Regions from separate parts of the Homo sapiens genome. Here regions 2 and 3 are each linked to region 1. A link is a loop called in an ENCODE intact Hi-C map of the cell type or tissue named here. Cell type or tissue: ascending aorta. All regions are shown on one strand.

Region 1 (2,500 bases):
ATTCACAATAGCAAAGATATGGAATCAACCTAAGTATTCATAAATGGAGGACTGGATAGAGAAAATGTGTTACATACACAGTGGAATACTATTCAGCCAAATAAAAGACTGAAAGCATGTCTTTTGCAGCAAGATGGGTGGAATTGGAGGCCATTATCTTAAGTGAAGCAACTCAGAAACAGAAAGACAAATATTGCATGTCTTCACTTATAAGTGGGGGTTAATAATGTGTACACATGGACATACAGTGTGGACTGACAGACGATGGAGACTTGAAAGGCTGGGGGTGCTGGGGGTGAATGATGAGAAATCACTCAATGGATACAATGTATGTTATTTGGGTGATGGATACATTACAACCTCTGACTTCACCATTATGCAATAGATCCTTGTAACAAAATGACACTTGTACCCCATAAATTTATTTAAAAATTTTTTAAAAGAAACTGGCACAGAAATAATATCCTCTAGTAACCATTAAGTGTGAAAAAAAAATGCTTGAAAATGTTGACCCTTGGGAAGGAGGGATATTGAAGGTCTTGGCATGTGTTCCTGTCTATGAAACACATTAAGTCACAGACATGTCTCCCCCACCCACATAAACTGAGGAACATCTATCTGTTTAGGAAATAAGCTGTCCTAGGTAACCACCACTCCCATCCTACCACCCTTGGCCTTTTGCTTGGTGGCCTGGTTTGTCCCTGGGCATGCCCACAGACCTCTTAGCTCTAGATGTGATGATCAAAGGGAAGGTCTTAGCTCATCAACCGTGGGACCCAGAATGACCTGCTCTGGATAAGCCTGAGCAGCTCAGGAGGGACCTGGCATTTTGTCAAGTATATGGGCTAGAAACTAGAGTATTGCATTTATTTAGGCAAAGGCATTAAGCCGCAAGTATTTCACTTGATAAATTGGGTGATTTAGACCATATTTATACTCTGGATTTCTGGGAAACAATAACAAAGCATAATAATCAAATGTAGAAATTTTTGAGGATGAAATCATTTTTATAGAATGTTAACTTTGGAAAGCCCTTCAAGGTCTTCCAATGCTGTCCATTTACCAAATGGAGGAAGAGCGAGATCTGGAAGTAAACTGACTTGCTGTAGCTAGCTGGTGGCAAACTAAGCCTCAGAAAACCCAATACAGTGCCCCTTGCACCACAAGATGCCACTCATCACAAAAACTTGATTTCACCCAGCGTTCCAGCAGAATCATGTGGACTGAATAATAGCTGGTGCCACACATCAGCCCAAAGACGGTCATTTGTAAAAAGCCAAGCCCATCTAGAGCTTAACTAAAAAGCACAAATGTGGTAATGGAACATTCCTCTTGATCTCATGCTCCCAGTTACCAAATGTCCTATTACTTCTATTTCCTTTTTTAGACACTTGGTTACAAGAGATGTCTGTACCTGTTGTTTCCTCTTGTTTTCACCGTCTATGACTAAGTAAAATTTCCTGGCTAGACATCTCTTTAACCCCCTGTAAATTGGCTTCTTTTTTTCACCACTTTGATAAAGCTGCTTTGGCAAAGGTCATCGACGGTTTTAATTACCAGAGATGATGGCAGATTTCCATACCTTTCCTTTTTTTTTTTCTAGAACTCTCTGCTGCATGTGCTACTGTTGGTCTTTCCTCCACCTTGCAGAGGTCCTCCCTGGCTACCTATGAGGTTGCTTCTTGCTCTCTTCCTATTTCCTTGAACATTTCTTCTCTGTCTCCTTTTGCAGTCACCTCCTAACCACCTAAAATTCTTGTTCACCCCAGACTTGTTCTTGTTTTATTATTTTACTGCTTTCTTGGAGATATTTCAGTCAACCTCAATGTTTTAATCTTCATCTGTTTTGGTTATATGTTGCTACAACAGACCACCTGAAATTTAGTGGTTTCAAACAGTAACAAATTAGTATCTTCACAATCTTTTGGGTTACCTGGGTGAATATTCTTTGTGCAGTATTGGCTAAGGTGCTAACAGGGTTGATTGCTCAAAAATAGCCTCACTCATATAGCTGAAAATTGGTGCTGGCCACTTTACTGAGACAACTGAGGACCTTACTATTCTTTTTCTTTTTTCTTTGTTTTTTGACAGGGTCTCACTTTGTCACCTAGGCTGGAGTGCAGTGGTGTGATCTTGGCTCGCTGCAGCCTCGACCTCTCTGCTCAAGCAATCCTCCCACCTCAGCCTCCTAAGTAGCTGGTGAGACTACAGGTACACGCCACCATGCCTGGCTAATTTTTGTATTTTTTGTAGAGACAGTTTTCCTCATGTTGCCTAGGTTGGTCTTAAACTCCTGGGCTGAAGTTATCTGCCCACCCCAGCCTTCCAAAGTGCTGGGGATTATAGGTATAAGCCACCACAGGCAGCCATTATTCTTCTATATACTACTCTCCTCATGGCTGCTTGAGATTCCTTACAGATGAGGGCTGTGTTCCAAAAGGAAGGAGTCTGTGGAAGCTGCTGGTTCTCATAAGACAGATTTTAAAGTTCCATCTGACAC
Region 2 (2,500 bases), 110 kb before region 1:
TTTGGGGAGAAGTGGGAGGCAGTAGTGGCAGTTGGGATTTTCTAGAAGAGAGGTAGTAAAGCTTTTAGTGTTTTCACGTAGACTACCATATTATCCACTTATTTTAGGTATAAGACTATATGCCACATGTTCATCTATGTGTAATTTATAAAAAAAATACGCATATATCATATTTACTCAACTCAACAGACTGAATGGATTACTTATTCTTTGTAACTTGAGTTTCATTTAGAAGTTTTTTTTTTCTTAAAAAATTTTTTTAGGCTGGGTGTGGCGGCTCATGTCTGTAATCCCAGCATTTTGGGAGGATGAAGTGAGCAGATCACTTGAGGTCAGGAGTTTGAAACCAGCCTGGCCAACATGGTGAAACCCTGTCTCTACTAAAAATACAAAAATTAGCCAGGAGTGGTAGTGCATGCCTATAATCCCAGCTACTCAGGAGGCTGAGGCAGGAGAATTGCTTTAACCTGGGAGGTGGAGGTTACAGTGAGCTGAGACTGTACCGCTGCACTCCAGCCTGGGCAATAGAGTAAGACTCTATCTCCAAAAACAAAACAAAAAAAATTTTTTTTAGATGGTGTCTCTCTATGTTGCCCAGGCTGGTCTGGAATCCCCACCTGCCAAGTAGCTAGGATTACAGGCTCATGCCATGCCGCCCAGCTCCCATTTGAAAGTTTGACAACTGCAGCAATGTAGGACTGTGCGGTGGGGCAAGGAGAGGGCAATAAGAAAAGCTAAAAAGGAATCCCACATAGTCAACCCAGGAGCCTGACTCCAGAATTGCAGCTGCTAATCCAGCCTCATGGGCCCTCCATGGTCTGTGTTGGGTTCTTCTACACTGTGCAGAGGGTGAGGCAATGTCCTATACTCCACACTGGCAGCTGGCAGTGAAAGATGGCACAGGGCCGGAGCTGCTCCCACATCTCTTCTCCTTGCTAAAGATAAGTGCACACCTGCCACTGCTTGAGAAAGACAGCCAAGAGCTGTCACTGCATGCCTGTTCTGAGAACCTGTTGGCTGGCCCTCTTCCTGTGCTCCTGGTGGCCAGCGGGAGCCCTGGGCCCTTAACTGAGCCCCTCCCCCATCCTGCAGTCGTAACTCTGCTCCCAGAGGCAGCTCCTTCCAGCCACGTGGCCCCTGGCGCCGAGGCCAGGACCTTGGCACATCCCTTTGGAAAGGTGGCCAACTCCACACTTGCCAGATTCTCACAGTTTTCTGACCGGTGTCTCCAGTGAAATGAGTGCAGGGGGTGAGACTATATTTAGCCCAACTCAGAAAGAATGCTCCAGGGCACACACTAACAGTAATAAAACAAGGCTACTGTTAACCTTTATTGAGCACTTACTGTCTACCATGCTTTATGCTAAGCACTTTGTATGCTGTATTTTACTGAACCCTCATAACCATTTTACGAGAGCAGTGCTATGTTCATGCTAAGAAAACTGAGGCCAGACATCTCATAGCTGGTGGTGTTGGGATTCCCCTCGTGTGTCCCACTGCTGAGCTGTGTCACTTCCAACTTGGACACAACAGTGAGCTTCACCCAGGTCATCTCATCTCAATGTGCTACCCCTCTGCATGGCCACATCTACCAGGCTACCCACGAGTAGTCCCATCCCCAGCGGATGGCTAGAAGGGCCACCCACGCTCATAAGCACATTGTGTAACTGCACAGATGCTTGGGCTGCATAGACCCGTCCCCAAGGACCAGTAAGGCGCCTTCCTCTGCAAATCATTTCCTGAACTCTGACAGCCTTTACTGAGCAGACTCAGTATGTCCTGTCTTCAAAGGCGACACCTCTTTCATTGGTGTGGGGACAACTTCCTCTGCTAGATTCAGCATTTTTTGAGTGCAAAAACTATGTACTCTATTTCTTTCACATTAAAGAAAAAAAATCACTGACTTCAGCCAGGCATGGTGGCTCACACCTGTAATCCCAGTGTTTTGGGAGGCCAAGGCGGAAGGATCACTTGAGCCCAGGAGTTTAAGACCAGCTTAGGCAACATGGTGAGACCCCCCCATCCCTACAAAAAATACAAAAATTAGTCAGGCATGGTGGCACGCACCTGTGGTCCCAGCTACTCGGGAGGCTGAGGCGGGAGGATAGCTTGAGCCTGGGAGGTTGAAGCTGCAGTGAGCTGTGATCACACCACTACACTCCAGCCCCGTGGGAGAGTGAGACCCTGGTCACTTGATCATCTGGCTTCATTTTAAGGCCCAGTGAGTTTAAACAACATAGCTGAGACCATGCAGCAGGACAGAGGTAGCATCAGGACCAGAACCTCAGGTTCCTAACTGTCAGGCACAATAAATTCTGGTCCGGTTGATCTGATGGATGTACTCAGGTAGAGTGAGGCAATGAAGCAATTACTTAAAGGCCAACCTCCGTGGCCCCATTGCTGCTGATCACCTCCTCACTTTGTTGAGATGAAAGCATGTTGGGGGTATGGTGGGTCTGCTGGCAGCTAATGCCTTTATGTGGTGGACCCCACAGGTAGC
Region 3 (2,500 bases), 61 kb after region 1:
ATAAATGTAAATGTGGAAGAAGAGGACACTTATAAATTTTATGAGATGCTAAAAATGATTCTCACTAGAGTTATTCAAGTCTTACTAATCCCAGTGTCTCCCTACCCCAGCATCCCCAGGACAGAGCTGGCTTGTTCCAAAACTCAACAAGATGATTCTCTGGTCTTTTTTCCTCAACTTTAGCTCATAACTCTGATTCACATGGTTTGCATCCCACTGAGCTTAGGGTGTCCAAGTCCATTTAAGATGTACTTCCCTTGTGGGTTGGCAGTTACAGTGATGGCTTCCAATGGAGCCAGGGCTTCCTCCTGTATCCATACTCTTGTCCAGTCCCCACCCACATTGACTTGGAGCTTGTACGACTTGCTTTTGCTAATAGGACAGTAAATATCCCATGTGCTGTGCATCAGGGGAATGGGACAAAGTGTGGCCTTTACCTGAGGGTGCAGGACAAGAGACAAGACTTGAAAAACCATTGTGAGGTCAGCCTTTTCCTCTCTCTTGCTGCTTTTAGAACCCAGACACCATGTGAAGAAGCCAAGGCTGGTCTCTGGAGACACATGGCCCAGCTAACAGCCAGCATCTGTTGCTAGAGAAGTAAGGCTAACTTAGACTATCCAACCCCATTTTGAGCTGTCAAATGACTGCAGCCAGAAGAATGACCCCCAGGTGAGATGAGCAGAAGAACCACCTAACTGAGCCCAAACCCAATCCCTGACCCACAGAACCCTGAGCAAATAAAATGGTTGTTTTCAGCCACATAGTTTCGAGGCAGTTTGTTATGCTGCAAAGGCTAACTCACAGAATTCTCTTTCTACTTTCTGTACTTTTCTACCAACTACCAGTACTTTCCTCCTCCTAACCAACCCTTCTAAAAAACAGTACCCTCTGCCCCTCCCCTCTCATAGGCACCTCAACTGACCTTTCACCAAAGAAAAACTCACCCTCCACTCAGAGCAAGCGTTCCATCAGCAAAGACCCAATGACTGTCCCTGTACTGCTTCCTCTCAAGAGTTAAGCCTTGACTTCACTGCATGTAAAATTTCCTTTAAAAAAAATTCTTTTTGAAAAAAATGTGGTTTTGCTTCCAAACGATGTTCCAAAGCTCTCTGGCTCACCAAGGAGTAATCCCTCAGTTGGAAAGCATAGCAATGCTGCTATTTTAGAATGGCACCAGGCCTCTGGCTTCTTGATTCAGCCAGGGCCGCTGATGCTTCTTCAGGGAAAACTAAAACAACTGCTTAAGATATAGGGACTTATCCCTAAGGGATATTTCAGAAAAGAGAGGCCTTCTGCCTTATTTCCATTCTTCCCCTTTCTACCCAACCCTGTGCTCCCCAGACAAAGATGGGTCTTCTTCCTCCTGAGCAACTGAACTTCTAACCTGCTTAAGTGGAGGCCCATCTGTCATCCCTGACCCTGTGGCCTCCCCCACACTCGTCCTAATTGTTCTCTGATGAAGGCTGAGCGTAAGCCTATGTAACACTGCAAAAATGCACGGCTGGCTGACCAAACATTAGCAAGAGAGACAGCTATGAAAAAACAATATGCCTGTTTGCTCAACCTCCCTTTCTGCCGGCAGACTAATTCTGGAAATTTTCCCACTCTCTGAGGGAAGAGGTGCTTGCTAATCCAGCCAAGTGTCAAAATGGATGGTGTTTGAACAGCTTCCTTTGGCTAGAGTTGTTTTTCAGATGGTCCCTTGGTAGAAACTCTTGTGGGTTCTGTGCAGAAGACTTCTCCCCTGGACCCAGTAAAGGGGGCAGTTAGGGGAGGGGTCACTTCTTATGGTAATAATTGCCTTATATCAGGCACTGCTCTTCCCCAAGAGATTAGCTGGGGCACAGGTCAGTCTTGATACACAGAGGGTGAGGAGGCTGCTTCGGGCACTGGAGGCGACTCATCTGCAACGAGGAAAGGAACTGAGGTTTGAGAATGGAATCAACAGATTCAGAGGCCAAGCCACAGGACTGATGTCAGCTGTGACCACCTCTCTGGAAATGCATTCAGGATCCAAGATTCCTAGGCCTCACCAAGGTGGGTCAAAGAAGACTCACGATGACAGGAATAGACCTGGCATGGTTTGCGTCTCCCCGTCCACCTACAAGTTCCAGGAGTATTCCCTCCTGGTCTCCCTTCTCCAGGGAAACCTTCCCTGTCACCTTCCCAGTGAGATCAGTCCCTATAATCTGTTTATCCATTTAGTCTCTCCCTCCTTTGGGCCCCACTGTATCAGGAACATTCTCCCATCTAGTACTTCTGCATGTTATGACACTTACTTGTGATATAGGTTTATCTCCTTCTGAGGAACTCTGGCCTGCTACAGAGAGGGGACACGTCTTATTTACTCAATATCCTCTGATAACCAACGCGATGTGTGTACTTAGCAGGACTGAGTAAATGCTTACTGAGTGGGTGAACAATCCTATTTTCCATTTAACTCAGAGCAGGTAAGAGTGTGCAAGGTCACCTAGCAGGTGGGTGCCTGAGCCTGGATTTA

Evidence for each region. Peaks named below come from ENCODE experiments on the same cell type or tissue, not always from the same donor. Only the 100,000 strongest peaks of a DNase experiment are listed, where the experiment ranks them.
Region 2: it touches region 1 in a loop (2.0-fold over the local background); 10 of 110 quality-filtered maps call a loop at or near these places.
Region 3: it touches region 1 in a loop (2.9-fold over the local background); 3 of 110 quality-filtered maps call a loop at or near these places.

Annotation. Positions count from the first base shown.
Region 1 is chr4:26,092,577-26,095,076 of GRCh38, reverse strand. All of the region lies in intron 2 of LINC02357 (long intergenic non-protein coding RNA 2357), which reads right to left. Among named protein-coding and RNA genes, the nearest start is that of LINC02357, 23 kb to the right of the region's middle. In ascending aorta, no CTCF peak of the experiment used is centred here; a DNase peak (open chromatin) is centred at 1,216; H3K27ac peaks cover 1,663 bases.
Region 2 is chr4:26,203,655-26,206,154 of GRCh38, reverse strand. The region is part of intron 2 of LOC124900690 (a long non-coding RNA gene); the gene reads left to right. It also overlaps a transcript of RBPJ not described here. Among named protein-coding and RNA genes, the nearest start is that of RBPJ, 120 kb to the left of the region's middle. RefSeq lists enhancers at 1,055-1,556, 1,540-1,629. In ascending aorta, no CTCF peak of the experiment used is centred here; a DNase peak (open chromatin) is centred at 1,104; H3K27ac peaks cover 1,174 bases.
Region 3 is chr4:26,031,768-26,034,267 of GRCh38, reverse strand. No RefSeq gene overlaps it. Among named protein-coding and RNA genes, the nearest start is that of LINC02357, 38 kb to the left of the region's middle. In ascending aorta, no CTCF peak of the experiment used is centred here; DNase peaks (open chromatin) are centred at 1,187, 1,457 and 1,937; H3K27ac peaks cover 1,797 bases.